2 separate regions of the Homo sapiens genome follow, and region 2 is linked to region 1. The links are chromatin loops, found by intact Hi-C in ENCODE. Cell type or tissue: HCT116. All regions are shown on one strand. Links, peaks and the distances in the headings refer to the core of each region. The heading gives the core; the rest is flanking DNA.

Region 1 (16,141 bases), core at 4,397-12,396:
GTGAGCCACCACATCTGGCCTAAATGTTGGCATTCTTCATGGTTCTTTACTAGGTCTCTTCTTACACTACACCTTCTCAATCAAAGATCTCATTTATTCCTGTGGCTTCAATTGTCATCTACATGTGAATGACTCTCAAATTTCTACTTCTCGCTCAGCTCTGTCTCCTGATTTTCAAACAGTTATATCCAGCTGTCTGTAGGACATCCTTAGCTAGACATCTTGCAGGCCCTCTAAATTCAGTGTTTCCCAAGTTGAACTTATCCTGTTCTCTATTTCAGCAAACTTGCTTTTCCTTCAGAATATCTACCTGAATGAGACCCCACTTTTCTCCCAGTTGCTAATGCCAGAAACCTGGGCATCATTTTTGACTGTTCCTTCTATTTTGTCTCTTATAACCAATGAAGTAGCAAGGTAGCGATTCTACCTCTGAAAAATATTTTAACCCAGTCACTTCCCTCCATTGCTATTGCCACTACCCTAAACTAGGCCATTATTTTGCTTAGATTATTGTAAAAACCACCTAATGAGTCCCTTTGTTCCTATTCTATCATCCTCTAATCCCTTTTCTACATTGCAGTCAGAGTGACTTTTACAAAATACAATTTTGATCATGTCACTGGTTAAAATCTTTCATTGGCTTCTCAGTACTTTCATGATAAAGTCTAATCCCTTAAAATAGCAAAAAGGTCTGCATGATCTAGCTCCTACTTGCCTCTTCAGCCTCATCTCTCTCTACTCCTTTACTTGTAATCAAACTCTAGACGTACTGTATTACTGAGAAAGAGTTTCTTTAAAGATCCCTCTCTCTCTCTCTTTCTTTATACCTCTGGACCTTTGTATAATCTCTATGCTTGGAATATTTAGCTATCCCTTCCTACGATCATTCTGGTGCCTGCCCCTCCATCCTTGGCTTATCCTTCAGGTCCCAATCACATCTATTAGGAATCCTTTCTTGGTCCATCAAATGTGGATTGAGTACCTTTTCTGTCTAAACTTAACTGTGTTGTACTTCTGTCACAGAATCACTCATCACACTATATTAAAAAAGCATGTTTACTTACTTGTATCTCTCACTCTACTACAAATTCTATGATTGGGAATAAGACTGTCTTAATCGTCACTGTATCTTAGCACTTTGGCATATTCTTGGTGCTCAAAGAAGATGGAAGGAAAGAAGAAAGATTTAGAAGAAAAAAGGAAAGAAGAAAGAAGGGAAGATGGATTATGAATAATGGTAATATTCTTAGTCAAGCCCACAAGTAATTCTATAGTACACTGTGGATACCTAATTGACAGACAGAACAAAGAATATTTATATACGTTTAACTACAGAACAATGGGAAAAATGTTATTAAAACTAACCTTCAGACGTTTAACTGGAGGAACAGATGAAACAGCATTCCTGTTTCTTAAATCAGATAAATATGAAGAAATTGTTGACTCTTTAATTTCTGACTTCTGTGCAACTCCAATTTTACCTATGAAAAGAAACTTCAGATTCTTTAGGTTAAACTTCAGATCTTATTCTTATAAAGTCAAATTTCTTTAAAATTTCAAATCTAGTATTTACTTTTTTCATGTTGCCCACAGAGAGAAAATTATTTGCATTATTAAGTTGCATAATATAAATATCATACATAATTAGGATGTCATTACTATCCACCAAAGACCTTTCAATTTTGAACACTTTAAATAAACTTGTTTTAAGGAACTCACAGCAGTCATGTCCACATGTATGTTTACTTTTACAAAGATGATTGCATTCTCGGTTCCCAGGTTTTTTGCTGGCAGTCGTTCCTAAATTAATATAAGAAAAACAAATCCATTTGTCACTACATTTATTATTGTTAATTTAATATAATTAATTTTTATCCAGTTTCCTTCCTTTCAGACAATACAAAAATATTGATTTTTATACTTTCTCAAGTGTTTTGTAATCCACGTAATTTTTTTTTTAATAAAGAGATAGGGTCTTGCTATCTTGCCTAGGCTGGAGTGCTATGGCTATTCACAGGCATGATAATTAGTATTACAGCCTCAATCTCCTGGGCTCAAGAGATCCTCCTGTTTCAGCCTTCCAAGTAGCTGGGACTACAGGCACTTACCACCATGCCTGGTAATTTTTAAAACATATTTTTGATAAGTTACTCCCTGCCCCACTATTACTCCCAACAAGAAACATCTAGCCACCTACAAGCTTCTCTCAACCTCCCTGGTGTGTGTGTATAATCTCCCTGGTGGGTGTGTGTGTGTGTGTGTGTGTATACTTTATATATATATAATATATATACTTTAAATATGTATAATATATATACTTTATATATAATATATATACTTTATATATATACTATATACTAATATATATAATATATACTATATATAATATATACTAATATATATAATATATACACTATATATAATATATACTAATATATATTATATATACTTTATATAATATATACTAATATATATAATATATATACTTTATATATAATATATACTAATATATATAATGTATATACTTTATATATAATATATACTAATATATAATATATATACTTTATATATAATATATACTAATATATATTATATATACTTTATATATATAATATATACTTATATATTATATATGCTTATATATAATATATACACTAATATATAATATATATACTTTATATATTATATTTTATATATACTTTATATACATTATATTATATATATATAAAATAGGGCCAAATATGGCCACATATCAGTAACTTTTTTACTAAATGAGGTAAGAATGAGGGTGGAGTTTAAAAACACTTCTGTTGCTTTGTACTCAAGCCTGAAAAACCTGTAAAGAAGTAAACATTATGGCATTTTGATGGTACTGCTGACAGAAGTTAGTAAACAAGATGTAATACATATTTAATACATATTAGAAATAAATGCTTTAGGGATCTAAGAAATTAGCTATATGAATTTACAGGAAAGAGAGATTGTTTCCATCCTGACTCCTCTAAGTTAGAATTAATATATCTAAATATATGATTTACTCTTAATTTATTATATTTTAAATCAGCTTTTTCTTGATCTTAGCTCTCACTAGTAGCACGGGGAAGGAGAGAGATGTTTGAACTGGTCCTTGAAGGACAGATGGAAATACGAACATGAGAATGAGACAAAGGGAAGATATTCCAGGTGGAGGGCAAATACCCAAAAGCAGCAAATCACCGATTGTAAGAGCTGAAATCAGCTTATTTTTGCTGCAGCATAGATTTTAAGTGAACCAGAAATGTTGGAGATAGTGGAGAGCTTGAAAACTTTACAACATTTCTTGGTACTTTACTCTTCATTTTCGGTACCATTGTTCAGTCAAGCTTTCCAAGTCATGGCACGTCTAGACAGTGATAATATACATATTGCAGCCTAGGGTAAATGGATGAGGCTGCTCAACATATGAGGCAACGGCTGGTCCTTAGAGCTGAACAGATCAATGTATTGGGTACTGATAAGGTAAAAAGAAAACACCTGGGCGGCTGGAAGCTGACAGCTAACCACAGTATTCCCAATTGAGCAAACAATTTTGAGAATATAAATACCCAGATAAGGCCACTCTGTGACCATAGTAGAAGAAGACAGAGATAAGACTACCATGTAAATGTTTCTGAAACTAGAGAAAAGAACTCTCAAGAAACATAAAAAATAATGAAACATCCCCCTCTTCTGGCTAACACAGATGACTACTATTTTTTAAATCCTCTCACTTCCAAAAAAAAAATGTACCAAAATATCCAACATCTTACTTCCTGAGAGCATCCAATCTAGAACTGATCTCTGCTTTCCCTAAACCTTCCTAAGAGTCACCCAGCACAAGCTGAAATCCTATAATAAGATTCTGAAATCCTATAATAAGATTCTGAAATCCTATAAGAAAATCCTCCTGGCTCCTTGAGATGACCCACAGTTCTGTGGCTATGGTGCTCTCCTTTGCTGCAGTATGTTAAATAAACCTAACGTTCCTCAGACCCAAGTGTGTTCCTATTAGGCACTGACTGAAAGGCTTTGACTTTAAACTTTGTAAAGTGTGTCACGACTTATTGTTTCAGGTGTTTTGTCCCAAGTCATGGTCCTGTTACCTCTCACTTAGATCAGAACTGGTTTCTTTGAATCCAGTCCTCCATGATACAATTTATTCTACACATTGTTGCTTATTTAATACTTTTAAAGTCCAATGCTGATCAGACCAATTTGCCCACTTAGAAACATGAGTTACTTCCTACTGCCAGCAAAATCAATTCCATCTTCAAGGTCCTGCATGATCCAATTCCAGCTTCCCTTCCTGGGACCCATATTAGCCCTACATCCATCAAAACACATTCAATTGCCATTCTTCAAATAGTTCCATGCCTTTTTATAACTGTAGCTTTGATACTATCTCTTGTCTTAGAAGACCCTCATTTCCTTGCCCAACAGATGCCTACCAACCTTCAAGTCTGACTCAAATGGCACCTCTGGGTTGGAGGTCTATGGTGATCACCTGATCTGATTTCCCTCTCCTTTGGGCCCCTGTGGCATTTTCTCTGTGCCTCTTGCTTACTGTATGCTGCCTTATATTGAATGTATTTACAGAAAAAACATAGTGGTGAAGTACAGGGAACACTAAAATAGAAAAAAAATGAGCTCTAATATAGGCTCTTATTTGGGAAAAAAGATTTAATATCTGTTCTGTTTACCTCACAGAGACGTAAAAATAAAATGTAATTTAAGTATGTAAAAACAATTGACAATTAAGTGATAAACAAATATATTAATGTATATATTATATCCGCTATCTCTACTATTACATCAATCCAAGATTAAACAAATAAATTTTAAACTAAAATTGTTCTGAATGCTGTGAAGGAGTGGTACATCATGCTATGTGGTAACAGGTGAAGCTGTTCTGGTCAGGAACGTTGGGCTGAGCACTGAAGAAAGAAGGGAAGTTAAGAAGGCAAAGAAGGAGGAGAAATTAGAGTTCAGGCAGAGGGGATAGCATATGCTAAAGCTCTATGACAAGGAAAAGCATGGCACATTGGGGAAACTGAAAGGTCAATATGACTGATGCTAGCAAATATGAGAAAGTATGTAAGATGAGACTATAGTGGTAGTAAAGGCAGCCTATGTTTGTAGGGGAACAGTTCCACCATGGCACCATGGCAATTGCATATCTCCATATAGGCCATGTAGGTAAGACTCAACTGTTGGCAGAATGCCCCATGATCATCCTTAAAAATGGCAAGATAGGTAGTCTTGTGAGGAGCTATCAAAGGCCATTTCACATTTGCTCCATACCTTGCAGAAGACCCTCGATCTTGCAGAAGACTTGCCATGCGGCAGTTTCTCATCTGCCTCCCTGATTCCACTAAGGTATGGAACTTTCCATTTTGCCCCTTTCAGATAAAACTGCTTAGCTGAAGCCTAGAGTTCACTTCTCAAAAACAAAGCAACCCACCACTCATGTTGTCTGTCATCTGACCCCCCTAGTTTGGTATCATCCTGTGGAATTGGGGATGTAAGCAGCTAATACCATGCTGATCTTGCTTTGCCATCTGTGTAAGTAATAAACTGTTTAAATCCATTAGGGTGTCCTTACCAGCCAAATCTACAGAAGTGAGGCAAGACCACATAGCAGCTACCACTACATTGCTGCTTAGGGACTGGTTGACCATGTGACCATATAGAACCTTCTAGGGGATGCTAATGATTTAGATTCTAAGAGCTATGGGAAGCCACTGAAATGTTTTAACCGAAGAGGGGGCACAATCAGATCTGCATTGTGAAAAACGTCACCATATAGAGTGTAATATGGAGAACAGATTTGAGATAAGACAGAAAGGATGCAAGAAAACCAGTACAAGTCTAAGCAGAAATCATGGTAACTCCAGAGTGGTGGTGGTAGTAGAGTTACAGAGAATAGACTGATTTGAGAGATATACAGAAGGTAAAAATATTTTTAATGCAGAATCAAGTGGAGTGGTTTTCTTTCTTGAGCAGCATATTGCTTCCCCTGAAGTTTTGCAGCCTTCCTTTTTGTCTAGCAATATCCATCTTGTTTCTTTAAGTTCACTCAATAGTTGAAGGGTAAAAGCAAATACATGGGAATACCTCACCCATTTATTCCCCCCTCATCAATGCCTCCTTCCTTGAACCCTCTATCTGCCTCCTAATGCAATCTAGACCTGTCCTGTAACTGTCACCTTTGAACTTCCTTTCATTAAGTTCCTGGGCTGAATCTACTACAAATGGATTCTTGGGCTTTTTCTTTCTTGTTTTACTGGTGCTCAATTTTGAGCAACTGCCTAAGAAAGGATGTATAAGAATAAAATTTTCTGAATCTTTGAATGTATTAAGGCATCTTTATATTACTTTCATACTTAGTAGTTTGGCTGGGCATAGAACATAAGGTTGAAAATCATTTTTCCCTTGGAATTTTATTTTTTATTATTACAGTTTTGGAGACAGGGTCTCGCTCTGTCACCCAGGCTGGAGTGCAGGTGTGAGACCACAGCTCACCGCAGCCTCGAACTCTTGGGCGCACGCACTCCTGCCTTCTCATTCTTCCAAGTAGCTGAGATTACAGGCACAAACCACTGTGCCTGGCTTCCCCCTGGAATTTTAAATCAATTGACTTTTAGCATCCAACATTGCTCACTAAAAGACTATTACATTTTTAAATTTTTGTGCCTCGTAAGCATTTACAATTTTGTCTTTATCCACAATGTTCTGAAATATTGCAATTAGCTTTATTTGTAGACCTTTCATTCATCCTAACTAGCATTAAGTAAGACTTTTTAATGTGAAGATTTCTGTCTCACTTCAGTTCTGAAAACGTTTCTCAAATTATTTCTTCTGATTTGTTTGTTCTTTCTTGAACACTTATAAGTTAGATACTGGGTTCTTAAATTGCCCCCCTTTTCTCTTATATTTTCTGTCTCCTTGACTTTTTGCTTTCATTGAGAAGGTATTGACTTTATGTTCGAGACCTCCGGTTTTCCTTCCAAACATAATTTTTGCTTCTCTGTGCTTGCTCTGGTTCTTTTTATTTTAAAATGGCATCCTATTCAGTTTTGTGGTTGCAATTTAATCTTTAATTTCTCGGACGTTACTAAAGTTTTATATTAGGTTTTATTACATTCCTGAATTATCCTGTTGCTCTTTCATCCATTTTCTATTTCCTTATTTTGGACTTTCACACATTCTACATTTTCCTAAAATGTCTCATCACCCTTGGTTGTCTGCCTATAAGGTTCCTATTATATCTCCATTTCACCTATGAGAAAATTAATTCTTACAGAGGTTAAGTAAGATGCTCAAGACTATGCTGTTAGTAAGTAGCAAATTTGAGATTCTAATTCAAGGTAGTCTAATTCCAGAGACTGATCTATCAACAATTCTCTCTCTAGTTGTACCAGTTGCTTTAGCTCTCCCAGAGGATTCATTTAAGTTATTTAGAGAAGGAACCTTTGTTTTGAGGTGGGAAGACTTGGAAGAAAAGCTTTGCAAGTTGCTGTTTTAAAATGAAGAATAAAGAGTTGCCTTTGGGTCTTAAATACTAAAGAACTTCTAAAAAAGATGCATGTCTAAACGCTGCCACAAGGTGGTGCACAATGACTAAGCACATTTGCTCCCAGTGGCAGCAACTAGGATCTGGGACTCTAATTAGAGAGATTCCGAGGGCTCCCAAAAATTTCAAGGCAAAGTTGGCAAGTCTTGTCAGGAATGAGGACTGTATGCAAGTTTTGTTTGTTTGTTTATAGAACACTAGCACATGGATACTACCTGACGAAATCTTTTTGCTGTATTTTTGTTACGAATGGTACTTTGAAAATAAAAGTGCTCCCTTTACCCTGCCGCCCTCCCTACCTCCTGAGAATTGTCTGAATTTATCTTATTAGCAAATATAAGCTTACAGATATTGGTAATTAGAAAGATAAGGTTCTCAGAAAAAAAATAATCTAAGCTGTACTCTTCTGAGAAAAAGTCTGGCTCTATCACCTAGGCAGGAGTGCAGTGGCACCATCACGGCTCACTGAAACTTCAGCCTCCCAGGCTCAAGTGATCCTCCCAACTCAGCCCCCTCAGTAGCTGGGACTACAGGCATGCACCACCACACCCAGCTAATTTTTGTATTTTTTGTAGAGACAGGGTTTGTAAAGACCAGCCATGTTGCCCAGGCTGGTCTCGAACCTGTAAGTTCAAGCAATCCACCCACTTCGGCCTCCCAAAGTGCTGAGACTACAGGTGTGAGTCACTGTGCCCAGCCTAAGCTGCACTCTTAAGTATACTCTAAAGATAGCAGATTCCATATTCCATCACTGTCATAATCTGAGGTGCAAATATTTTCATAGTTTTGCCACATATTGTATTAATTTACATGTTATAAAGTCTCTAGTTCCAAGCATTTAAAGTAAATTTATTAATAATATCAAATAGAAATGTATTGAAAGAAAATACTTAAAATTACTTTAACAGAGTCATTAACAGGTGGCGGGGCAAGGGTCACTTCTTTAAAAAAAGAAGTCCAGACAATAAATAAAAAATAGCAAGAATCTCTGTCACACTTAGCATAACTTTCTAATTATAAATTCAAATAATTTGGTCTGTGCAGAAGCTACTGGAGTATTTTTTTAGTATTACTTTCACTTTTGCAGTTCTCCATTTATGCTAATCATAGATTTATGCAATTCATGGTTTTACTTTTTTTAATGATGAGAGAGTCTCCTTTTCATTTTTCTGTCAAATATTTTACTATCATTTTGTTATTTATTTATGCAGAAAAGGAATACACTGAACTGGAGTCCTTGATTTTGCAACTTAATGCACATACACACCAAAGAATATAAAGAAAAGTAGACTGCCTTTTAACTAGTATTTAAATGTACACACAATGTGCCTGAGGACTGGCTTTATCCTTGTATTCATTCAACTACATTAATTATTATTATTATTATATTATTATTATTTTTTTTTTGAGATAGAGTTTTGCCTTTGTTGCCCAGGCTGGAGTGCAGTGGTGCAATCTCAACTCACTGCAACCTCCGCCCAAGGCTCAAGTGATTCACCTGCCTCAGCCTCCCGAGTAGCTCGTATTACATGGGATTACAGGTGCCTGCCACCATGCCCAGCTAATTTTTGTATTTTTAGTAGAGATGGGGTTTCACCACATTGGCCAGGCTAGTCTGGAATTCCTGACCTCAGGTGATCTGCCTGCCTTCGGCCTCCCAAATTGTTGAGATTACAGGTGTGAGCCACTGTACCTAGCTCCAAGACATTCATATTCAGAATAATACTGCAAATGAAGATAAATGTATTAATGTCAAATAGATTTTCTTCAAATTAAGCAAAGCCTGTAATTCTTATTTAGAATGCATTTAAAGGATAAGAAGTTTAAATGCCTAATCTTCATATACTGAGAGCAGGCCTGAAAATTTTTTAATTTTTGTTTTTACAACTTAAAAATATGTCTCACATTGCCATATATTAAAAATAACAAAAATGTTCTTCCTCAAATTATACAAGAATTTTATCTCTTGGAACTATAACCATATGTGAGAAACTGCAGCTAAAAGAATGTTTTCAAAAAGTTTGATATGGTTTGGCTGTGTCCTCACCCAAATCTCATCTTGATTTGCAGCTCCCATAATTTCCACATGTTGTGGGAGAGACCTGGGGGAGATAATTGAATCATGGGGGCAGTTTCCCCCATACTGTTCTTGTGGTAGTGAATAAGTCTCACAAGATTTGATGATTTTATAAGGGGTCTCTCCTTTCGGCTGGCTCTCATTCTCTCTTGTCTGCCACCATGTAAGACGTGCCTTTCACTTTCTGCCATGATTGTGAGGCCTCCCCAGCCACGTGGAACTGTGAGCCCATCGAACCTCATTTTCTTTATAAATTACCCAGTCTCAGTTATGTCTTTATCAGCAGCATGAAAACGGACTAATATAAGTTGTAGAAAGCATGAAAAGAATTTTTCATTATTTTATATTCCCTAAGGTGCATGTTTTTGTTTTTATATATAGTCCTATAATTTGATGATATACAAAATTGAAACATTTGTTCAACTTGAAAGCATATTTGGAAATAGCCATTTAGCAATTATATTCTCTGAACTAAATATCAGTTTGTATCATTTAATAACACCATTTGACAAGGGATTAGAACAACTGAAATTTGGATTGTTTTGAAAAGGCCCAAATTTGGTGTCACAGCCTTAGTAGGGTAATCTATTGCCCCTTAATTGTGTCAGTTACTAAGAAAGAGTGTATGTATGTTAGGTTTAGAGGTATAATTGTGTATCTTTATCCAGGGATATATAAATTTGCATATAAAAATTGAATTGTACAATACGGATGTGCATAAGTTCCTAAGATTTGGATGATTACATACAGTAGCCCCCTTCATCCATGATTTTGCTTTCCACAGTTTCAGTTACCCAAGGTCAACTCTGGTCCGAAAATATTACATGAAAATTTTCAGAAATAAATATTTCATAAGTTTTAAATTGTACATCATTCTGAGTAGCATGATAGAATCTCAGGCTGTCCCACTTCACTCTGTCCTGGATGTGAATCATTCCTTTGCCCAGCATATCCAGGCTGTATATGCTACCCACCCCTTAGTCACTTGGTAGGTGTCTCAATGATCAAATCGACGGTCATGGTATCACAGTACTTGTGTTCAAGTAACCCTTGTTTTACTTAGTAATGGCCCCAAAGCACAAGAGTAGCAATGCTGGCAATTTGGATGTGCCAAAGAGAAGCTGTAGTTTCCTTTAAGTGAAAAGGTGAAAGTTCTTGACTTAATAAGGAAATTATATATATAGAGTTCAGTACTACCCACAACAGAGAAATATCAGCACCCCTAGAAACTATCTTTCTGTCCTATTCTAGTCAACTTTGTCAAGAGTAATCTTTATCTTGACTTTTAACAGCACAGATTAGTATATTAGTTTTCTAGGGTGGCTATAACAAAGTACCACACACTGGATGGCTTAAAACAACAGAAATTTATTCTTTCACAGTTCTGAAGATTAAAAGTCTGAAATAAGTTGCTGGCAGAGCCATACTCCCTCTGAATTCTCTAGGAGAGGATCCTTCCTCAACTCTTCCAGTTTCTGATAGCTCTAGACATTTCTTGGCTTGTGGGAGCATAACTATAATCTCTGCCTCTGTCTTTGCATGGCTGTCTTTCCTCTGTATTGGTATTCTTATGGAGTTTTCTTGGTGTCTGTGTCTTTTTGCCTTTTCATATAAGGACACCAGTCATATTGGATTAGGATGCAGTCATATTGGATTAGGGTCCACCTTAACTTGATTATATCTGTAAACTCTATTCCAGATAAGATCACATTCACGACCGAGGAGCCAAGATGGCCGAATAGGAACATCTCCAGTCTACAGCTCCCAGTGTGAGCGACGCAGAAGACGGGTGATTTCTGCATTTCCATCTGAGGTACCGGGTTCATCTCACTAGGGAGTGCCAGACAGTGGGCACAGGTCAGTGGGTGCAGTGCACCGTGCGCCAGCCGAAGCAAGGCGAGGCGTTGCCTCACTCGGGAAGCGCAAGGGGTCAGGGAGTTCCCTTTCCTAGTCAAAGAAAGGGGTGACAGACGGCACCTGGAAAATTGGGTCACTCCCACCCGAATACTGCGCTTTTCCGACGGGCTTAAAAAACGGCGCACCACGAGATTATATCCCGCACCTGGCTCAGAGGGTCCTACGCCCACGGAGTCTCGCTGATTGCTAGCACAGCAGTCTGAGATCAAACTGCAAGGCGGCAGCGAGGCTGGGGGAGGGGTGCCCGCCACTGCCCAGGATTGCTTAGGTAAACAAAGCAGCCGGGAAGCTCGAACTGGGTGGAGCCCACCACAGCTCATGGAGGCCTGCCTGCCTCTGTAGGCTCCACCTCTGGGGGCAGCGCACAGGCAAACAAAAAGACAGCAGTAACCTCTGCAGACTTAAATGTCCCTGTCTGACAGCTTTGAAGAGAGCAGTGGTTCTCCCAGCATGCAGCTGGAGATCTGAGAAGGGGCAGACTGCCTCCTCAAGTGAGTCCCTGACCCCTGACCCCCAAGCAGCCTAACTGGGAGGCACCCCCTAGCAGGGGCAGACTGACACCTCACACGTCCGGGTACTCCAACAGACCTGCAGCTGAGGGTCCTGTCTGTTAGAAGGAAAACTAACTAACAAACAGAAAGGACATCCACACCAAAAACCCATCTGTACATCACCATCAGCAAAGACCAAAAGTAGATAAAACCACAAAGATAGGGAAAAAACAGAGCAGAAAAACTGGAAACTAAAAAGCAGAGCACCTCTCCTCCTCTAAAGGAACGCAGTTCCTCACCAGCAACAGAACAAAGCTGGACGGAGAATGACTTTGACGAGCTGAGAGAAGAAGTCTTCAGACGATCAAATTACTCCGAGCTACGGGAGGACATTCAAACCAAAGGCAAAGAAGTTGAAAACTTTGAAAAAAATTTAGAAGAATGTATAACTAGAATAACCAATACAGAGAAGTGCTTAAAGGAGCTGATGGAGCTGAAAACCAAGGCTCGAGAACTACGTGAAGAATGCAGAAGCCTCAGGAGCCGATGCGATGAATTGGAAGAAAGGGTATCAGCGATGGAAGATGAAATGAATGAAATGAAGCGAGAAGGGAAGTTTAGAGAAAAAAGAATAAAAAGAAACGAGCAAAGCCTCCAAGAAATATGGGACTATGTGAAAAGACCAAATCTACGTCTGATTGGTGTACCTTAAAGTGACGGGGAGAATGGAACCAAGTTGGAAAACACTCTGCAGGATATTATCCAGGAGAAGTTCCCCAATCTAGCAAGGCAGGCCAACATTCAGATTCAGGAAATACAGAGAACGCCACAGAGATACTCCTCAAGAAGAGCAACACCAAGACACATAATTGTCAGATTCACCAAAGTTGAAATGAAGGAAAAAATGTTAAGGGCAGCCAGAGAGAAAGGTCGGGTTACCCTCAAAGGGAAGCCCATCAGACTAACAGCAGATCTCCCGGCAGAAACTCTACAAGCCAGAAGAGAGTGGGGGCCAATATTCAACATTCTTTTTTTTTTTTTTTTTTTTTTTTTAGTATTTATTGATCATTCTTGGGTGTTTCTCGGGGAGGGGGATTTGGCAGGGTCATAGGACAATAGTGGAGGGAAGGTCAGCAGATAAACATGTGAACAAAGGTCTCTGGTTTTCCTAGGCAGAGGGCCCTGCTGCCTTCCCTAGTGTTTGTGTCCCTGGGTACTTGAGATTAGGGAGTGGTGATGACTCTTAAGGAGTATGCTGCCTTCAAGCATCTGTTTAACAAAGCACATCTTGCACCGCCCTTAATCCATTTAACCCTCAGTGGACACAGCACACGTTTGAGAGCACAGGGTTGGGGGTAAGGTTATAGATTAACAGCATCCCAAGGCAGATGAATTTTTCTTAGTACAGAATAAAATGGAGTCTCCTATGTCTACTTCTTTCTACACAGACACAGTAACAATCTGATCTCTCTTTCTTTTCCCCACATTTCCCCCTTTTCTATTCAACAAAACCGCCATCGTCATCATGGCCCTTTCTCAATGAGCTGTTGGGTACACCTCCCAGACGGGGTGGCGGCCGGGCAGAGGGGCTCCTCACTTCCCAGACGGGCCGGCCGGGCAGAGGCGCCCCCCACCTCCCGGACGGGGCGGCTGGTCAGGTGGGGGCTACCCCCCACCTCCCGGATGGGGCAGCTGGCCGGGCGGGGGCTGCCCCCCACCTCCCGGATGGGGCGGCTGCCGGGCGGAGACACTCCTCACTTCCCAGATGGGGCGGCTGCCAGGCGGAGGGGCTCCTCATTTCTCAGATGGGGCAGCCAGTCAGAGACGCTCCTCACCTCCCAGACGGGGTGGTGGCGGGGCAGAGACACTCCTCAGTTCCAAGACGGGGTCGCGGCCGGACAGAGGCGCTCTTCACATCTCAGACGGGGCGGCGGGGCAGAGGCGCTCCCCACATCCCAGACGATGGGCGGCCGGGCAGAGATGCTCCTCACTTCCTAGACGGGATGACGGCCAGGAAGAGACGCTCCTCACTTCCCAGACTGGGCGGCCGGGCAGAAGGGCTCCTCACATCCCAGACGATGGGCGGCCAGGCAGAGATGCTCCTCACTTCCTAGACAGAGTGGCACCTGGGCAGAGGCTGCAATCTCGGCACTTTGGGAAGCCAAGGCAGGCGGCTGGGAGGTGGAGGTTGTAGCGAGCCAAGAACACGCCACTGCACTCCAGCCTGGGCAACATTGAGCACTGAGTGAGCGAGACTCCGTCTGCAATCCTGGCACCTTGGGAGGCTGAGGCTGGCAGAACACTCGCAGTCAGGAGCTAGAGACCAGCCCGGCCAACACAGCGAAACCCCGTCTCTACCAAAAAATACAAAAACCAGTCAGGCGTGGCGGCGCGCGCCTGCATCCCAGGCACTCGGCAGGCTGAGGCAGGAGAATCAGGCAGGGAGGTTGCAGTGAGCCGAGATGGCGGCAGCACAGTCCAGCCTCAGCTCAGCATCAGAGGGAGACCGTGCAAAGAGGGAGAGGGAGACGAGAGGGAGAGGGAGAGGGAGAGGGTCAACATTCTTAAAGAAAATAATTTTCAGCCCAGAATTTCATATCCAGCCAAACTAAGCTTCATAAGTGAAGGAGAAATAAAATCCTTTACAGACAAGCAAATGCTGAGAGATTTTGTCACCACCAGGCCTGCCCTAAAAGAGCTCCTGAAGGAAGTGCTAAACATGGAAAGGAACAATCGGTACCAGCCGCTGCAAAATCATGCCAAAATGTAAAGACCATCGAGACTAGGAAGAAAACTGCATCAACTAACAAGCAAAATAACCAGCTAACATCATAATGACAGGATCAAATTCAAACACAACAATATTAACTTTAAATGTACATGGACTAAATGCTCCAATTAAAAGACACAGACTGGCAAATTGGATAAAGAGTCAAGACCCATCAGTGTGCTGTATTCAGGAAACCCATCTCACAGGCAGAGACACACATAGGCTTAAAATAAAAGGATGGAGGAAGATCTACCAAGCAAATGGAAAACAAAAAAAGGCAGGGGTTGCAATCCTAGTCTCTGATAAAACAGACTTTAAACCAACAAAGATCAAAAGAGACAAAGAAGGCCATTAATCAATGGTAAAGGGACCAATTCAACAAGAAGAGCTAACTATCCTAAATATATATGCACCCAACACAGGAGCACCCAGATTCATAAAGCAAGTCCTGAGTGACCTACAAAGAGACTTAGACTCCCACACATTAATAATAGGAGACTTTAACACCCCACTGTCAACATTACACAGATCAACGAGACAGAAAGTCAACAAGGATACCCAGGAATTGAACTCAGCTCTGCACCAACCGGACCTAATAGACATCTACAGAACTCTCCACCCCAAATCAACAGAATATACATTTTTTTCAGCACCACACCACACCTATTCCAAAATTGACCACATACTTGGAAGTAAAGCTCTCCTCAGCAAATGTAAAAGAACAGAAATTATAACAAACTATCTCTCAGACCACAGTGCAATCAAACTAGAACTCAGGATTAAGAATCTCATTCAGAACCGCTCAACTACATGGAAATTGAACAACCTGCTCCTAAATGACTACTGGGTACATAACGAAATGAAGGCAGAAATAAAGATGTTCTTTGAAACCAACGAGAACGAAGACACAACATACCAGAATCTCTGGGACACATTCAAAGCAGTGTGTAGAGGGAAATTTATAGCACTAAATGCCCACAATAGAAAGCAGAAAAGATCCAAAATTGACACCCTAACATCACAATTAAAAGAACTAGAAAAGCAAGAGCAAACACATTCAAAAGCTAGCAGAAGTCAAGAAATAACTAAAATCAGAGCAGAACTGAAGGAAATAGAGACACAAAACACCCTTCAAAAAATTAATGAATTCAGGAGCTGGTTTTTTGAAAGGATCAACAAAATTGATAGACCGCTAGCAAGACTAATAAAGAAGAAAAGAGAGAAGAATCAAATAGACACAATAAAAAATGATAAAGGGGATATCACCACCGATCCCACAGAAATACAAACTACCA
Region 2 (16,141 bases), core at 553-8,552, 120 kb before region 1:
TAATTCCAGCTACTCAGGAGGCTGAGGCAGGAGAATCTCTTGAACCCAGGAGGCGGAGGTTGCGGTGAGCCAAGATCGTGCCATCGCACTCCAGCCTGGCAACAAGAGCGAAACTCTGTCTCAAAACAAAACAAAACAAAAAGCTTTAGAACAGGAAGGAAAGGAAGAAAAGTATACTTGGAAGAGGGCCAACCGGGCAACTTGAAAGACAAGTGCTCAATTTGACCTTTTGACTTGGGATTTTATATGCTGGCATGCTTCTGGAGTCTTGCCTTCCTTCTCCCCTGACTTCCTTTGGGGTGGGATGTCCGCATGCGCAGTTGTCTGCCAAAGCCTGGGAGGGGATCATGCGCAGTGTGTTTACTGGAGTTGTGCGTATGCTCAACTTGAGGTGTTTTTGTTTTTTTTTTTCCCTTACCAGCTGAATGTCCCTAAGATCATATACCAGTTAAACTCCACCATTTTGCCTCTTAATGCGCACACTTGCGTTCACTCACGCAACTCCTGAGATCTTATCAGGAAGCTGCTGATTATTTTCAGGTTTTTTTCTCTCTATAGGGAGACTGCCTTGCCCTGGCGCCGGCTGCCACCAACTGTTATTTTAGAGAGACAGCGTAACAACTGCCTGACCACCACCTGATGGTCGCCTGGAATTCCTGGTGGGGTAGTGAGGCCCTCTCTTGCCCTGTTCATGTCTGATTCGCTACCTACTGTAACACTGCCACAGCCACTCATCAAAACCAAGTTGTATGAAGTGGCAGATTTCTCCTAGGGTGTCTGGCCAGCCATGACCTGCTCCTTTGGTCACCTCCCGAAGTCCAAGATGAGTTTCAAGAGCCACATGTCTATGAGACCCTCCTACCTGGACTTAGCTGACTGCAGCAGGAGGGACATGTGATCCAAGCTGGAGCACACAGAATCTCTCTCCTGGGATGTGGAGCTGAGAGACACTGAGATCAGGAGATGGGAGCTGATTCCTATTAATGACAGGTCTGGAGCGAAGGTCTGTACATCAGCGCTGTTAAGTTTCTGAGGGCTGTTCTGTTTTGTTTAAGCCAGTTTGTAGCGGGTTTGTGCAACTTGGCTAAAGAGCCTCCAGCACTTAGATTTGCTAAGCCAGGGAGTACCCCCCGGACCGTGTGGCAGTGGACTGAAGGAGACAGGAAGGCAAGGAAAGGCCCAGGGCAGGCGCTGCTACCGAAGGGCCTGGCTTGGGAGAAGGCTGCCGCTCCTGGCAAAAATGAGTCTCAGAAGAGTTTCTGGGTTCATTGACAATGAAATGCTGTCAAAGGACCCTCTGCTTTTCCTCGGAAACTAATATTCAATTTCTGGAGGCCTAGTTTTCTTCTAGAAGAGGCAAACTGCACATCTCATTTTAGGTGGTGGCTGGTTCTGGTATCATGGGCATGTTACCGCTTTTTACACAAAAGATTGCAATATGTGCAATGCCTGTCTGTGCTTTTGTTTTCTATGGTTTTGTTTTGTTTTAACATGTTTGATTTTTTTAAAGCTGTTAAGCCCAAGATTGGAAGCTCTCAGATGATCAGATCTTCTCTGGTGTCAGGATGCAAACACGCTAGTCCCTGCTTAAACAAGGCTCTAGTCTTTTCTTTGTATCTATTCCATCAGGAACTGCTGGAGATAAAAGCAAATGTCTTAGAAGAGCAAGTGTGATATGTGGTACGCTATCAGGAATAAATCTCTTCCTGCCAAGCAAGACTGTAAGGCAATCTGGAACCAGTTACTAAACAAACTTGTTTTATTTCAAAACAGAATCACCTGACTTACTTTTCTATTTATTTCTTGTCTTGAATTCTTTTTTGATATCAAGATGCTACTAATGAAACACAGTGGACCCGAATTTTCCAGGTGAATCGAGAGAAAGGGGTTTGTAAAAAGGACTTAAAGGGAAAGAGCCCTCATTTCCTTTAGATTTTGAAAGGATGGTGTTAACAGCAGAGGCTGAAAAGGTACCATGGAAACTTAGCCTGGGAAGGGAATGGAAGGGCAGGGAGAGTGACAGAAGGAGGCAGAGGAGGGAACTGGTGGTGTTCTGATGCCAAAAACCCCTCTCTTAGGTGTTGGCTTAAGGAGTGGCAAATACGCAATGCGTTATGCACTGATGTGCGCCGTGGAATCCGATGTCTGTGGGGCTGCTGTGCGGTGTGTGGGGCCCTCAGATGAAAGGGCACTGGAGAGTAGGCCTGTGCCCAAGGAACTTACTCTCAACTGTGCCACACCCAGGCAGGGACTTTGTGAAAGCCCTGGGGTGACTGACAGGTGATGGAGGTACCTGGTAGCTGTCTGTGTTGACCAGATAGTGCCCCAGCACCCTGGCTTTTCCAGGTGCTGGTGTCTTCCCAGATGAGGATGCAACATAAAAAAAACCTGGAGATTCCATTTGGCAGGGGAATCCATACATCCTCAGTGCAGGCACAAAGACTGCAGGTAGCAGGCCTGTGGTGAAGGGCCAGCATTTGTATCATGGTCCTGACATTTTCTCACATACTTGGTGTTGCTATTGTTGTTGTTGTTTTGTTTTTGAGACAGGGTCTCACTGTGTTGCCCTGTCTGCAGTGCACTGGGGCTCACTGTAGCCTCCACTTCCTGGACTCAAGCGATCTTCCTGCCTCAGCCTCCCAAGGAGTTGGGACAGCAGGCTTATGCCACCACACTCGGCTATTTTTTTTTAATTTTTTGTAGAGACAATTTTTTGTGTTGCACAAGCTGGTCTCAAACGCCTGGACTCAAGTGATCCTCCTGCCTCAACCTCCCAAAGTGCTAAGATTACAGGCATGAGCCACAGCGCCCAGCCTCTCACATACTTTGATATACAAGATCTCATAACACTCTGCAAAGAAACCCGGAAAGGAAGCTGCCAATTTTCCCATTCTACAAATGAGGATGTGGAGGCTCAGAGGCTGGCTGACCTCCTTAAAAGCTCTGAGCTGTTCAGCTGAGGAAGTAAGTCTCAAGTCCTGTTCATCTGACTCTATGGCAAGGGTCTGAAACTCGAGTGCTCAGGGGAGCAGTGGAGTCATTTCAGTGAGAGCAGCGGCCTGGAGACCATTCACACCGTCTAAAGGGGCAGCCCACGCTCAGTGCTAGCAGAGTGCTGCCATCCAAAAATGCAGGCCCAAAGCTGCTAGAACCTTCTGTTCTTCAAGAGAAACTACAATATAGATTTTTGTGTGAGAGCGCAATTTATTCAAAACAATTTATTTTTTAAAACTTTAAAAAAGAAAAACTTTGTGTGGCCCCAAACAACATGCCTCACTGCCCCGTCCCGCTTCCCTGCCAGTATGCAACTCCTGCTGTGGCACATTTCACGTTTATTGAGCACCTGCCATGTCCAGGAACTGTGCCGAGTGCTGGGGGACAGGCACAGCCCCTGTTTGAATGAAGCCTGCCTGCTGGTGCAGGGCTTCTCTATCCACGTCCACTCAGTCTATATCAATTCAGCTTCTATTCCTGCTCCTGGGCTGGCTGCTGTGGATGTTTTAAAAAATACCACATGGTTGTACAACAGTGTGCGCGGACTTAATGCCACTGAATTGTGCAGTTAAAAACAGTGAAAATGGTTAACCTTTACATTATGTATATTTTACCAAAATTAAAAAGTCAGTCTACAGAAGACACATGTAATTTTTATCCACAAGAAAGATAAAACCTAAATGAGAAGAGAGAACATAGTGCTATCAAATATTTCAGTTCAATAGACATTTGAGTCCCCATTGTGTATCAAGCACCATCTTAGGTGTGCACACAAAGTTAAGGAAGTTAGTTCCTGTCTTGAAAGTCACTTCCTACCCTGATGAGAGCAATGTCGGGAGCAGCCTTGGTTTTTGCGGTTAACAAGAGCTGCCCTTTACGGAATGCAAAATCTCTGCCAGGTCTTTAGTAAGTGTTTTATGTGCACCGTCAATCTCACTGGAGCCTCACAGCAAACCTATGGGGCAGATGCTAATACCAACCCCATTTTACAAAGGGGGCAGAAGCTCAGAGAGGTTTAGTAACTTCCCCAAAGTCACACAGAGTTAATAGGTAGAGAAGCCAGGTTTTGAACCCAGTTTAGAGTAAAGTTACTCTAAACCCCATGGGCAGAGGGATGCAAAGAGGCCTGGTGTAGCCAGCTCAGAGGGGATCAGTGTGGGCTTGAGAGACAGGAGCTCTTGAGGAGGCTGGGCCAGAGGAGCTGCAGGACCCAGGTGAAGGCACCACACCTTCAATCCAGGTGAGTCTCCTGTTACAAATGCAGGAGCAGGTTCACAGAGAAGGCCGTCAATGCTGATTCCTAAAGGATGATAGAGGGACAAAATGGGAACAACATTCTGGCCACACGGAACAGGGAAGAGGGGCCCACCGATGTCATTGAGCCCTTGGTGCCCACTGTGGCTCAGTGAAGGTGACATCACACGATGTAGGTGAACTCTGAGGGAGATGGCAGCTGTGGCGGGCCTTCATGGGCTTGGCGGGCCTCAGAAACTTTAGCACAGACACTCCACTGGGAACTGGACTGGAGGAAACTGCCAGGTACCACATGGCAGCTGAATGGGCTAAAACAGAAGAATATTGAAATAGTGAGAGAGTGGGCTTTTATGAGAGACTGGAGGTTCTCCCAACATGCACAGTGGAGATGAAGGCTGAGACGGGCAGACAAGATGACGTTAGAACAGGACCAGATCATATTGGGCCTTGTCAGCTCCAGGCTACAAATGCACATGTACTGTGGACGTGGGGGAGCAGCCTCAACGCTGCCTCAGGGGGTAAGAGGCTCCTGGACAAGGTAGAAAGGGGCCAGGGAAAGCCGGCCTGGCTATGTGGTGAACTCCGTGAGGTGGGCTGTCAGTCCACAACGCTGTGTCTAGAGAGACTTGGAAAATTCAAGCCTGGTTCGAGAGAGCACGGTCATGCAGAGCAGAACGTGGCTGTGGACATCCAGGAGGGAAGAGGGCAGCCAGGTCAGCCCCAGCTGGTGGGTTGAGTTTCGGGCAACACAGGGAAAGATCCCTGGAGGAGGGGGCCCGCTGGACTGGGCAGGTATGTCAGGGCTTACCGGTAACAGAAGCCAAAGTCCAGGAAACATCTAAGTCACACCTTAGCAGGCTGAAGGGGGGTTGTAGTGGAGGGAGGCTTTTGTGCGGAAGGGTGACCGTCTAGCACCAAGCTCAGTCCCAGATGGAGCAATGGCGATAAGGCTTGTTTGGGCGCCACCTGCTGGTAGGCTGCGGCTACTGTTACTCTGGCCCTGGGCAGGTCCACCTCAGATGGAGGCCAGGAGGGAATTTGTAACAGCACTCATGATGGGATTTTTACTATTTTAGTTTTGGTTGAGGCATGAATACAATAAATGCTAAATTCCAAAGGGGCTACTGTGCAGAAACTTCAAAGTAGTATTAAGAACAGGGTAAACACCTTTTAAATTCCTGAGCCATTAGGAAAAGGCAAAGAGGATTTGCAAAGAGAATTTTTAAAGTGAGAAGCTGTTAAATCCCTTCTCTCCCAGGGTTGGTGGGAGGGGATCTGTGGCTGCGCCCTGCATGAAGTCTGGAGAGAGACTCTAAGAAGAATACTTGGAAAGCTTGTTAAGTTTTTCCTGAATAAAAAGGCACTGGACTAAGGTCAGACTTCTGCCTAGAAAATCAGACAGGTAAGAAATGGGCTGGCCGGCTGCACCAGAAACCGAATTAAGGGGAGTTGGTTGCTGCTTCAGGCAGAGTTAGTAGAGGCAAAGCATGTGCATGCGTGCTTCCAGATGTGCTTGTGCAGAGAGAGAAAGGAGGGGGTTTTTCGTGATGGTGATTGTAGTTGTTGCTTTTCAAGGAAATGTCAGGTATTGATGAATTAACCAAGTATAATAAACAAATGCCACAAGATACGAAATATTTGTGTAAGTGACTGTCCCTATTTTATTTTTTTAGAAATAAAACTCCCAATCAAAATTCAAACAGCTCAACAATATACATTAGCAGAGAACGAATTTCCCCTTAATTGTATTCCCCACGCTGACCTTTAGGGCCTTTTCCAGCATTAATGCTCTCCATCTACTTTCTAGAGCACATTGTGCTTTGCAGCCAGCAGGTGGCAGCGCTCCACTGCTTTACGGGGACCCAGAAAATAAGTGGATTTGGGAGGCAAGTCCCATAGAGCAGAGAGCTTTGAAAAATCGTTTTCCTTAAAAACAATTTTTAAGTTTTCTAAAAAAAATCAGGAAAACCCTGTGATTTTGTTTTTTACCTGTTTAGAACTGGCCAGTTCCAACTACTGTGCTCTAGGTGAGACATTATTGTCCCTGAGCTCTGAGCTTTTGCAAGCAAGAAAGAAAGGTTTAGAAAACAAAGGGGCTATATTGGGTCCTGTGACTGAAAAGTCCAGAGGTCTGCTCTGTAGGGAGGAAGATCCCATTTTGATTCATTTTGATCCCATTTGATTCACCCCATCATCAGGGCCTTAAACCATTTTTCTGATGTTTTCTGCTTTCCACAGGCCAGCTTTGTTGTAGGCGTGCCTCCCTCATGATGGAAAATAGCTGCAGCAGTTCCCGGCCTCACATCTGCACATTTCACCTTCCAAAGCCCCCAGAAAAATGTTGCCATGAGCCTCAGTGGCCTGAATGGAATCACTTGACCATTCTTGTTTTGTTTTTGTTTTTGTTTTTGTTTTTTTGAGACGGAGTCTTACTCTGTCACTCAGGCTGGAGTTGGAGTGCAGTGGCACGATCTCAGCTCGCTGCAACCTCTGCCTCCCGGGTTCAAGAGATTCTCCTGCCTCAGCCTCCTGAGTAGCTGGGATTACAGGCACGCACTATCATGCCCAGCTAATTTTTGTATTTTAAGTAGAGATGGGATTTCGCCATGTTGGCCAGGCTGATCTGGAGCTCCTGACCTCAGGTGATCCACCTGCCTAGGCCTCCCAAAGTGCTGAGATTACAGGCGTGAGCCACTGCACCTGGCCACTTGACCATTTTTAAAGCAAATACTATGACCAGAGGGATACAGTTGTGCTTATTCACTTGAGCCTAAGCCTCATGCCCATTGGGTGCAGTAAAGTGTCCCCCGTGGGTACATGAGCTGTGTTGTGGTGACGGAATACCTGGATAATTAAGGATAGTTACCACAGAGTGAGGGATAGATATTTGGTGGCACATGTGGAACGTCATCGTGAGCCTGTTGCCATCGGTCTCTAGGAAGCCCTGTTGTTCACTAAGGAAGTGGTGAACCCAAGCATCACTCAGGGAAGCCAGCTGAACATCTTCCAGGTCTGTCCGCTCCGATCCATCCTCTACCAGTCAGCCCCCAAGTGACTGCACATTTGCACAGTTCCTCTGCTGAAAACCCTACTGGTGGCTCCCATTATCCAAGCTAAAGTCCTGTTCCATTCAGGAACATGAGTCCTATACCGTGGCTCCTGGTCTCTCTGGCCTCGTCACCCTCCCCTCCCTCTGGCACCTTAGCCTCCAGCCACACTGATCCGCTCGTTCATTCTCTCCACTCTTACTTGGAGGGTCTTTTCATTTTTTCCTCCTAGATTTACTTCTCTTCCTCCTTTCAAACTTAGCTCAAGTGTCAGTAACTCCTGGAGAGCACCTTCCACACATGCCCTGGGCCTGGCTTGGTGCCCTTGTCCTTGGCTTCCCCACAACCCCGTGAATACCCAAAGCATGGCTCTAACCACACTGTGTTGAGAAGATGTTCACTGTGTGCCTCCCTCTACTAAACCATGAGGTTCTTAGTGGCACAGGACTGTGGTAGGTTGGTAGATGCTCCAGGAGTGTCATGGAACTGCTGGAATACATCCTCAGTCCTCACTTATGCAGCACAGGACTGCATTGTCTGCATTTGGCTCTGGGAGGCAGGTAGTGGATTTTGCCTCTCAAGAACAGAACTCCCTCAGTCAACTGTCTTTCCCCTGGACCGCACGATTCATTGGCCTGAGTGATGTTGTAGGGTCCTTCCCTGTCTTAAAGTGTATGATTCTCACTGGCAGTAGCATTGGAGAAGCTGAAGAAGAGAGGACGTCCTGCTGATCTAAGGTGATGCCTCCCTGAGGGCCTTCCTCTATAGGAAGTCAAATTGGACCATCAGGGAACAGCCCCAATTTTTGGATCTACTGGATTCCTAGTGAATCATATAAACACCCGTGGTGTATAACCTTTCCCCTCAAAAGACATTTTCATTTTTCAGAGATTTCTAATTTTTTTTTCTTCTGGCTTCCTGGTTGACCTGCCAGGGTGGAAAGGACCCAGTGTTCTTTGTGTGTGTGTGTGTGTGTGTGTGTGTGTGTGTGTGTGTGTGTGTATACATATATGTCTATGTAGACATATATAGACATGTCTACATGTCTACACGTGTAGACATATATCTACATGTCTACACGTGTACACATATGTCTACATGTCTACACGTGTACACATATGTCTACATGTCTACACGTGTACACATATGTCTACATGTCTACACGTGTACACATGTCTATGTCTACACGTGTACACATATGTCTATATACACATATACATATATACATATACATATATACACATACATATATACATATATACACATATACACATATACATATATACATATACACATATACATACATGTATGTGTATACATGTGTATACATCTATGTATATGCATGTATGTGTATACATATATGTATACATATATACGTATGTATGTGTATATGTATATATACATATATACGTATGTATGTGTATATGTACATACACATATACATATATACACATATATACATATATACATAGACATATATACATATATACATATGTATATACGTCTACAGAGACATATATGTACGAATATACATATGTATATACGTCTACATAGACATATATGTACGAATATACATATGTATATACGTCTACATAGACATATATGTACGAATATACATATGTATATACGTCTACATAGACATATATGTACGAATATACATATGTATATACGTCTACAGAGACATATATGTACGAATATACATATGTATATACGTCTAGACATATAGGTACATATATACATATGTATATACGTCTACATAGACATATAGGTACATATACACACGTATATACGTGTATACACGTATATACATGTGTATATACGTGTATACACATATATGTATATATACGTATATACACATATATGTATATGCATTTATACGCATATATACATATACACATATGTATATATGTATATATGTATATATGTATGTATATATACATATATATACATACATACATATATACATATATACATATGTATATATGTCTACATAGACATATATGTACTATATATATAGTGTGTGTACACGTGCGTGTGTGTGTGTTGTGTATTTTTTTTTTTTTCAAGAGACAGGGTTCTCTGTTGCCCAGGCTGGTCTTGAACTCCTGGCCTCAAGTGATCCTCCCACATCAGTCTCCTGAGCAGCTGGGATTACAGGCAGGCACCACCAAACCCAGCAGACCCAGTATACTTTGAGTGAGCAGAGAGGTCAATGGAGTTGGGCCATTTGGAATGACATTACCATGATTAATAAACACAGCTCACAGTTTCTGAGTGCTCACTTTGTTAGCTATCATTTTTAACAATAATACATGCATTAAATCATTCAGTGTTTACAACATCCTACAAGGTAGGCACCAATATCATCCCCATTTTACAAACAAGGAAATGGATACAGAAAATTTAAATTTCTTACCTGAGGCCATGAAGCTAGTCAGTGACAGAGACAGGATTCAAATGCAGGCCTTCTGGCTTCCGTACCCTCAACCACTCTCCTTTACTGCCAATCTTATCCAGGCTGTGGAGGAAGGATGAGGGAGAGAGGCCAGTTTGGAAAGGGGCATCCAACCTCATGGGACTCATTCTACCATCGCTGCCACAGCTTCTAGCCCACAAGACCAAACCTAGTTCAGTTCTATCCCAGGAGTCTTTAAATCATAAGTACAATTATTATGTGTAAAATGCTTGCTATTAATTTACCACATTATAGATCTCAGAACACATCCCAAGCCTTACTTCATTAGAGACTGACAATGGCTCTGTGACATAGTTGTATTAGCCTCATTTTAGAGGAGGAGAGGCCAAGGCAAGGCTAAGTGACCACCCAAGGCCCCAAACAGATAGACAGAGAGCTAGAACTTGCTCCTATGTCACCTGCCTATGGACTCAGGGCCAACATCACACAATCTCTTCCTTTGCGGGTGAGGGCCTCTGGATTTCGGAAGTCTCCAGGGAAATGGGTCTAGGGTGTCTCATTCTTACTTACTCTTCCATTCCCCATCTCCCCCAGACAACACTCAGATAGTTGCTTCCCCAATTCACAGCCCCCTGCTCAGAGGGCAAGGCAGGTCTGAGGATGGAGATACCTGCCCTCAGGACTGGGGCAGCTTTGCACAGCTATCCGCCCCCCAACCCATGCCCATGTCCATTCTCTCAAACAGACCCTTACCCTTTTGCCTAGAATGTTTAAAACTCGATAGTTTATGCCTGCGAAGTCAGTAGAGGCCCTTGGCTGGTGGCCAAGTTTTTTCCCCATCATCTGCACAGGGCAGGACTTGTTGCTTTCAAGGGCTCCCTGTACCCTTCAGAGTCCTTCCTGGGTCTGTGGGCTTTCAGTGACATTATAACCTGAAGCGCTGTCCAAAGCCAGATCCAGACATCACCACCTTTTCCAGGGTCCATCAAGGACTCCTTAGAGATGGCATTGGGGTGGAAAGAAGCATGAAGGTCCTGCTTCCAGTCTTCCTTTTAAGGAGCAGACATTGATACAGTCATTCAAAGTGCTAAGGGAAGCACACTCCCAGGAAAAAAAAAAAGCCCTATTTACTTTACCAGAATCCCTGAGGCCCCAGCAAATAGCTCCTCTAAGTAAACCCAATAACCATCACTTTTTTACACAGAGACTTAGGCTGTAGAAGGAAGTTCAATGGAGTAGGCTATTTGGAAAGGCATTATTATGTCTAGTAAGAACAGCTCATATTTTTTGAGAACTCACTTTGTTAGCTAAGACTTATTGAGCTCTTACTAGCGCAAGCTATCATTTTAGCTTTTAGTTTATATAATAGATATATACACCATTCACTATTCATAACATCCTATGAAGTAGGCAACACTATCATTCCCATTTCATAGACAAAAAAAAAAAAAAACTTAAAGAAAGGTTCACTATCTTGCCTAAGGTTTTGAAGGTAGAAGGTAGGGTGAATAAGAGAAGCCAGAGGCTAAAATCAATCCCTGATCCATCCCCAGGCTCCCCAAGCAGGTGGACACATTCACCCATTCATCTCAAGTGCCTGCTGTATGCCTGGTAAGTGCCAAATTCAGGTCATACAAAGACAATAAGGCCTGGGCCAGACATCACCACCCCTTCTGGGGTCCATCGAGGACTCCTTAGAAATGGTATTGTAAGGAGCAGACATTGATATTTAGTCATTCAAAGTGCTAAGAGAAGCACACTCCATAAGTTCAATGCCCAATAGTGAAGACAAATATGTAAGTTATAGTATAGTGCTGAGAGAGAGGTAGGTGGGAAGTGTGTGAGAACGAAATGAGGAGTTCACTGATCAAGAAGCGTATTTCAGATGGCAGGAGTTGCTTGAAACAAAGTTCAGAGCCACCCCGCAAAAAGATGTCCTTCCTGGGGAACTGCTCGATGATGCATAGACTTGCTGGGCCCCCTTAGGCAGGGAGGGTGGCACATTTGCCAGATAGCTGGATCACCCCCCCAGACTCACAGTCACGGGCCAAATATCCAATCGACCCTTTCTGTGGAGATTCAATGTTGAGTGACGGGAAAAATGGGGAAATTGCCAGGAATCTTTCATGACAGTGTAAATCCAGCTTGCTGGGCTCTTAAAATGCATGCCGTGGCTTTCTGATGTTTTCCCTATGTCACAGAATTTACGAGTCTGATCTCACAGAGCAGCCAGAAAGCTCAGAGGCAGTTGATGATGTATGTGGACCGTCTGGCTCCTCTGAGAAAGGATTCAATTCTGTCTCTTAAAGTGATTTAATCCTAAATCTTAGGCTGGAACAAATAGAAAATGCAAATCTGTCTTCCTTGTTTAAGGATTTTGTATTCTTTGATAGTTTCAAAACAATCATGCAGAGAAAAAAAACATATCTTAACAAATATATCATGTTGGAAAGTGTAGATGCTTTGACAAATTACAAAGCCAACCAAGTCAGATACTTCCTTGTCAACTTTTGCTTCCAGCTGGCAAGCATTTAAAATAATATTCCAAGGAGGTTTAACATTCATGATTACATTGTTTGATTATTGCACTTTCTAGATAATGGTTTTTCAAAATTGTATCTTGCAGCTAAAAATTAAATAGCGACTTCTGGGTATGCATGACATTCTTTAATAAAATGAGACCCAATATAATATTCTCAGAGGCTGAGCAGTAATATAGAAGAGATTTACTGTAGTCCAAATGAGTGAGATCACTGATCCTATAGGATTCTTATTATTTTCTCAAGCTAAACTCCAGAGAATGCTGGGAATGGAGCCACAGACTCTGTTCATGTCTAGCAGGATCCTAGATGGGCTTTCCTTTTCTACATGGATATCTAAAGAATTCTTGGGGTCTTTGGGCTGTGGAAAAATGCCTTTTAGGAGAAAGCTGTGGACAAAGTTGTTTATTTGTGTCCACTAACAGTGGACACAAATTGTAACAAACGAATCATTCTGGTGAGGAATGTTGATAATGGGGGAGGCTAATTATGCACATGGGTTGGGGCAAGGGGTATATGGGAACTCTCTGTACTTTCTGCTCAATTTTGCTGTGAACCTAAAACTGCTCTTAAAAAATATATACACCATGCAAGCCTTCCCTGCCAATGCAGGCAGCCATGGCGCCGCCGGCACTGCATTTTCAGAACGATCCCTTCTTCCTGCTCTACTGCAGTTTCTGCAAGCTCCTACCCCTTGATTTTGCTTCCTGCTTGTCTCTGGATCAGGATGAAGGATGTTGTCCTTCCTTCCTTCAACCCATGTTTGTGGAGATTCTGATATGTGGCAGGCACTGGCTTACATTTGGATTCAAGCTTTGATCTGGCTACGCTTCAAGGACCTTAGCTTAGATTCAGCCTTAAAACAGTCCACTTTGAGTAGGTCCCAGGTAAGTTTGGGCACAATAGTAGGTCTGATGGGCTTTTCCATCTGGAATATTTATTCAATAAGAAAATCATTCACAAATGTGCTGGAAAGTATGGAGCTGGCTGGATTCCCAGAGTGAAAACGTCCTGGGTGGTGCGTGCATCCTGTGTTCGTGCATCAGAACAAAGAGACAGAGGAATCTGGGGATGGACTCCATGGAGTGTTGGCAGCATGCTGACTCGCTGGGCTTGCCCACCTCCCTCAGTCAGGCGAGGCTGGGCTAAGCGTGGCAAGAAACAACTGCAAAAGCTTAGTGGCTTAACACAATAAAAGCTATTCTTCATTCACACAAGGTCCCCTGTGAATATCACAGGTCAGGCAACTTTAAGTCATGAGTTCAGGGGTTCAGCTCCTGACATGGCATGTGGTTCTGACTTCTCAGAGTCCTTTGCTCCAGGAACATAGCTAGCAAAGAGAGGGACCGCAAAAGAGCTTGCGGGGCATTTTAGGGGCCAAGCCTTGAAGTGGTATACACGTTGTGCCCACATTGGATAGAACCCAGTCATACCGCCCCTCCTAACTGCAAGGAGGCTGGGAACAGAGGAACCTGTGGTCTCAGTGAACACGAGCAGTCTCTGCTACACATAGTAGGGAGCCACTTCTGCTGGGGACAATTTTAAAGCTCAAAGATCGATTTTCATACTTTCCAGGGAGTTTCTCTTCCATTTATCAGGTCTTTTGTTTTCTATGTCCAGCATCATTAAATCAAAGCCCCTTCAGCACAGGTGTCCTGAATGATTCACCTCCTGCCCAGAACCACAGGACAGCCCTGTACAGTAGGGTAGGAGTGCACGGGGGACAGCCTCTTCATTTGTCAAGAAATGGATACTAATAATGCAAGAAATGCAACAACATATGCAGCAAGAATTCTGTAAAGGGAACTAACTAGTAAGGAAGTCAAAACCACCCTATTATTGTGGGGACCCACAAATAAACCCAGAGGAAATGGCATAACTTGAGTTGTGTGTTAAACTTAAATTTTCTGATCATTATTTACAATTATTTGTCACTAAAGTTCTGTTGTACTAAGTCATTTTAGAAAAAGTTATAATAGCTAAGTGCGGTGGCTCACACCTGTAATCCCAACAGTTTGGGAGGCCAAGACTGGCTGATCTCTTGAGCCCAGGAGTTCAAGACCAACCTGGAGAACATGATGAAACCCTGTTTACACAAAAACTACAAAAATTAGCAGGGCATGGTGGCACGCACCTGTAGTCCCAGCTACTCGGGAGGCTTGAAGTGGGAGGATTGCCTGAGGTGGGGAAAGTTGAGGCTGCAGTGAGCTGTGGTCGTGCCACTGTCCCCCAGCCTGAGCAACAGAGCAAGACTCTGTCTCAAAAAAAGAAGAGAGAGAGAAAGTTATAATAATGAACTCTGTTAAGCTTAAGGGAAAATACAGATATTTCTCTTTGTTACTTTGGGTCATTACATTTTCATTCAAAAGAATTTTGTCACTAGAGATCTCGAAGCAAAGGCTACAAAGAGGAAGTGTGTGTGCATGTGTTTTCACACTTGTGCTGTATACAGGTAACTGTCAAAGTCCAACTCCTTTTGTAGTCTCAAGTATGTTATGATGATGGTGCCCTTATTTGTGTACTTGGGGCGTTAGTAAGGTACTCTCTCACCTCACCCTGCTTCCCTGAGAACCAGAAATAAGACTGCCCTTTGAGAGCCAAACAACAAGATCAATATCAGAAAGAATCGAAGTTTCTTGATGAAGGCAAAATGGCTCCAGGGCCTCTAAAACTCCACTAGCAATCCAGGGAAGAGGTAACATAGATAAAGGAAGAATATGCCCATTAGAAGAAAAGCTAGTCAGCTTTGGCAGCTTAGAGGAAGGAGAGGTGCCAGGGCATGTGCTAGTGGCACAAGCAAAAGGGCCTTGAATCCCAGTGCAAAGGAATTGCGGCTGGATCCCAGAGGCCGTGGGAAATCAGGGAAGAGAATCCCACCCTATAGAGGTTCCTACTTAATTACTGATTCTTGACTATAAATGGTTATCATATATGCTCAAATATAAGATGAGGATTTTGTTTTTAAGTATCCCTTGGTAAAGAGGTAGTAGCCTTACTTTTAAGACTGCAAAAACGTTTTCCTGAGAATGCTTTCTTGATTATTGTGAATAGCAGAGTGCCATTTGGGGAAGATTCACTTAAAGGAAGTTAAAGGAGGTCAAACTCAACAAACTGAGTCACTCCCTCTCATTGGCAAAAGTATCCTTAATGTGAAGATGAATGAATGTGCGGGGTAAGGCCAATTGAGTTCCAGTCTTCTAGCCCCAGTTAGTTCTATTGCTCAGTGGAAGGACTGAGCAGTATTAGTTTTATTTCACTAAATGTTCAAGTCATCTAACTTTTCTTTTTCTGATGATACACTTCCCCAGGAGTCTTCTGATCATGACTTGGAGTGGGCTTCAGGAAAAGAATGTGCTGGTCATGTAGACTTTGGAGCATTTCAGCCCCTTTGACAGTTACTTCTCGTTGGTAATTAGTACCCTGGCATAGTCCTTTTATCCTTCAATCTCACTCCTTAGCTAATGGGTCTCTCTCAGAAAAATGGATCTACTCTTGGTATGTTTTCTAAGTTCTGAATCTGCAAGGCTGAAGTCCAACCTAGCTCATGGACAATTGACAAAGGCAATGAAGTCCACCAGTCAAGGCTTCCCAGCAGGTGGACTGCTGATCTTGTTCTTCAAGAAAACTTTCTGACTTGTTGGATGCATGAAAAGAGAGCTAATTTTTTTCTATTGTCATATAATCAGAAATTTTCCATCTCAAATGGCAAGATTCCAATTTTCATCTCTGCACAGCTTCAAGTTGCTTCTCTTTTGTGCCCTGAAAATGAATTTTGCAAGTAATACCCACAAGTTCTATGTTACTGGCAATTTGGGGAGCAACAAATGTGTCAGTTCTTACTAGCAATTCCCAAACATCACAGAACACTCAACATGAAGTGTGTATAAGAG

The links. Peaks named below come from ENCODE experiments on the same cell type or tissue, not always from the same donor. Only the 100,000 strongest peaks of a DNase experiment are listed, where the experiment ranks them.
Region 2: it touches region 1 in a loop (8-fold over the local background); 25 of 110 quality-filtered maps call a loop at or near these places.

The regions. Positions count from the first base shown.
Region 1 is chr1:91,275,263-91,291,403 of GRCh38, forward strand. It overlaps HFM1 (helicase for meiosis 1), which reads right to left. Exons shown (of 39, transcript NM_001017975.6): 31 at 1,720-1,800; 32 at 1,366-1,481. Among named protein-coding and RNA genes, the nearest start is that of HFM1, 120 kb to the right of the region's middle. RefSeq lists a silencer at 14,372-14,586. In HCT116, for the core only: a CTCF peak has its summit at 7,633 (motif pointing right); a DNase peak (open chromatin) is centred at 7,639.
Region 2 is chr1:91,160,233-91,176,373 of GRCh38, forward strand. No RefSeq gene overlaps it. Among named protein-coding and RNA genes, the nearest start is that of ZNF644, 150 kb to the left of the region's middle. RefSeq lists an enhancer at 4,985-5,134. In HCT116, for the core only: CTCF peaks have their summits at 5,235 (motif pointing left) and 6,087 (motif pointing right); DNase peaks (open chromatin) are centred at 5,229 and 6,069.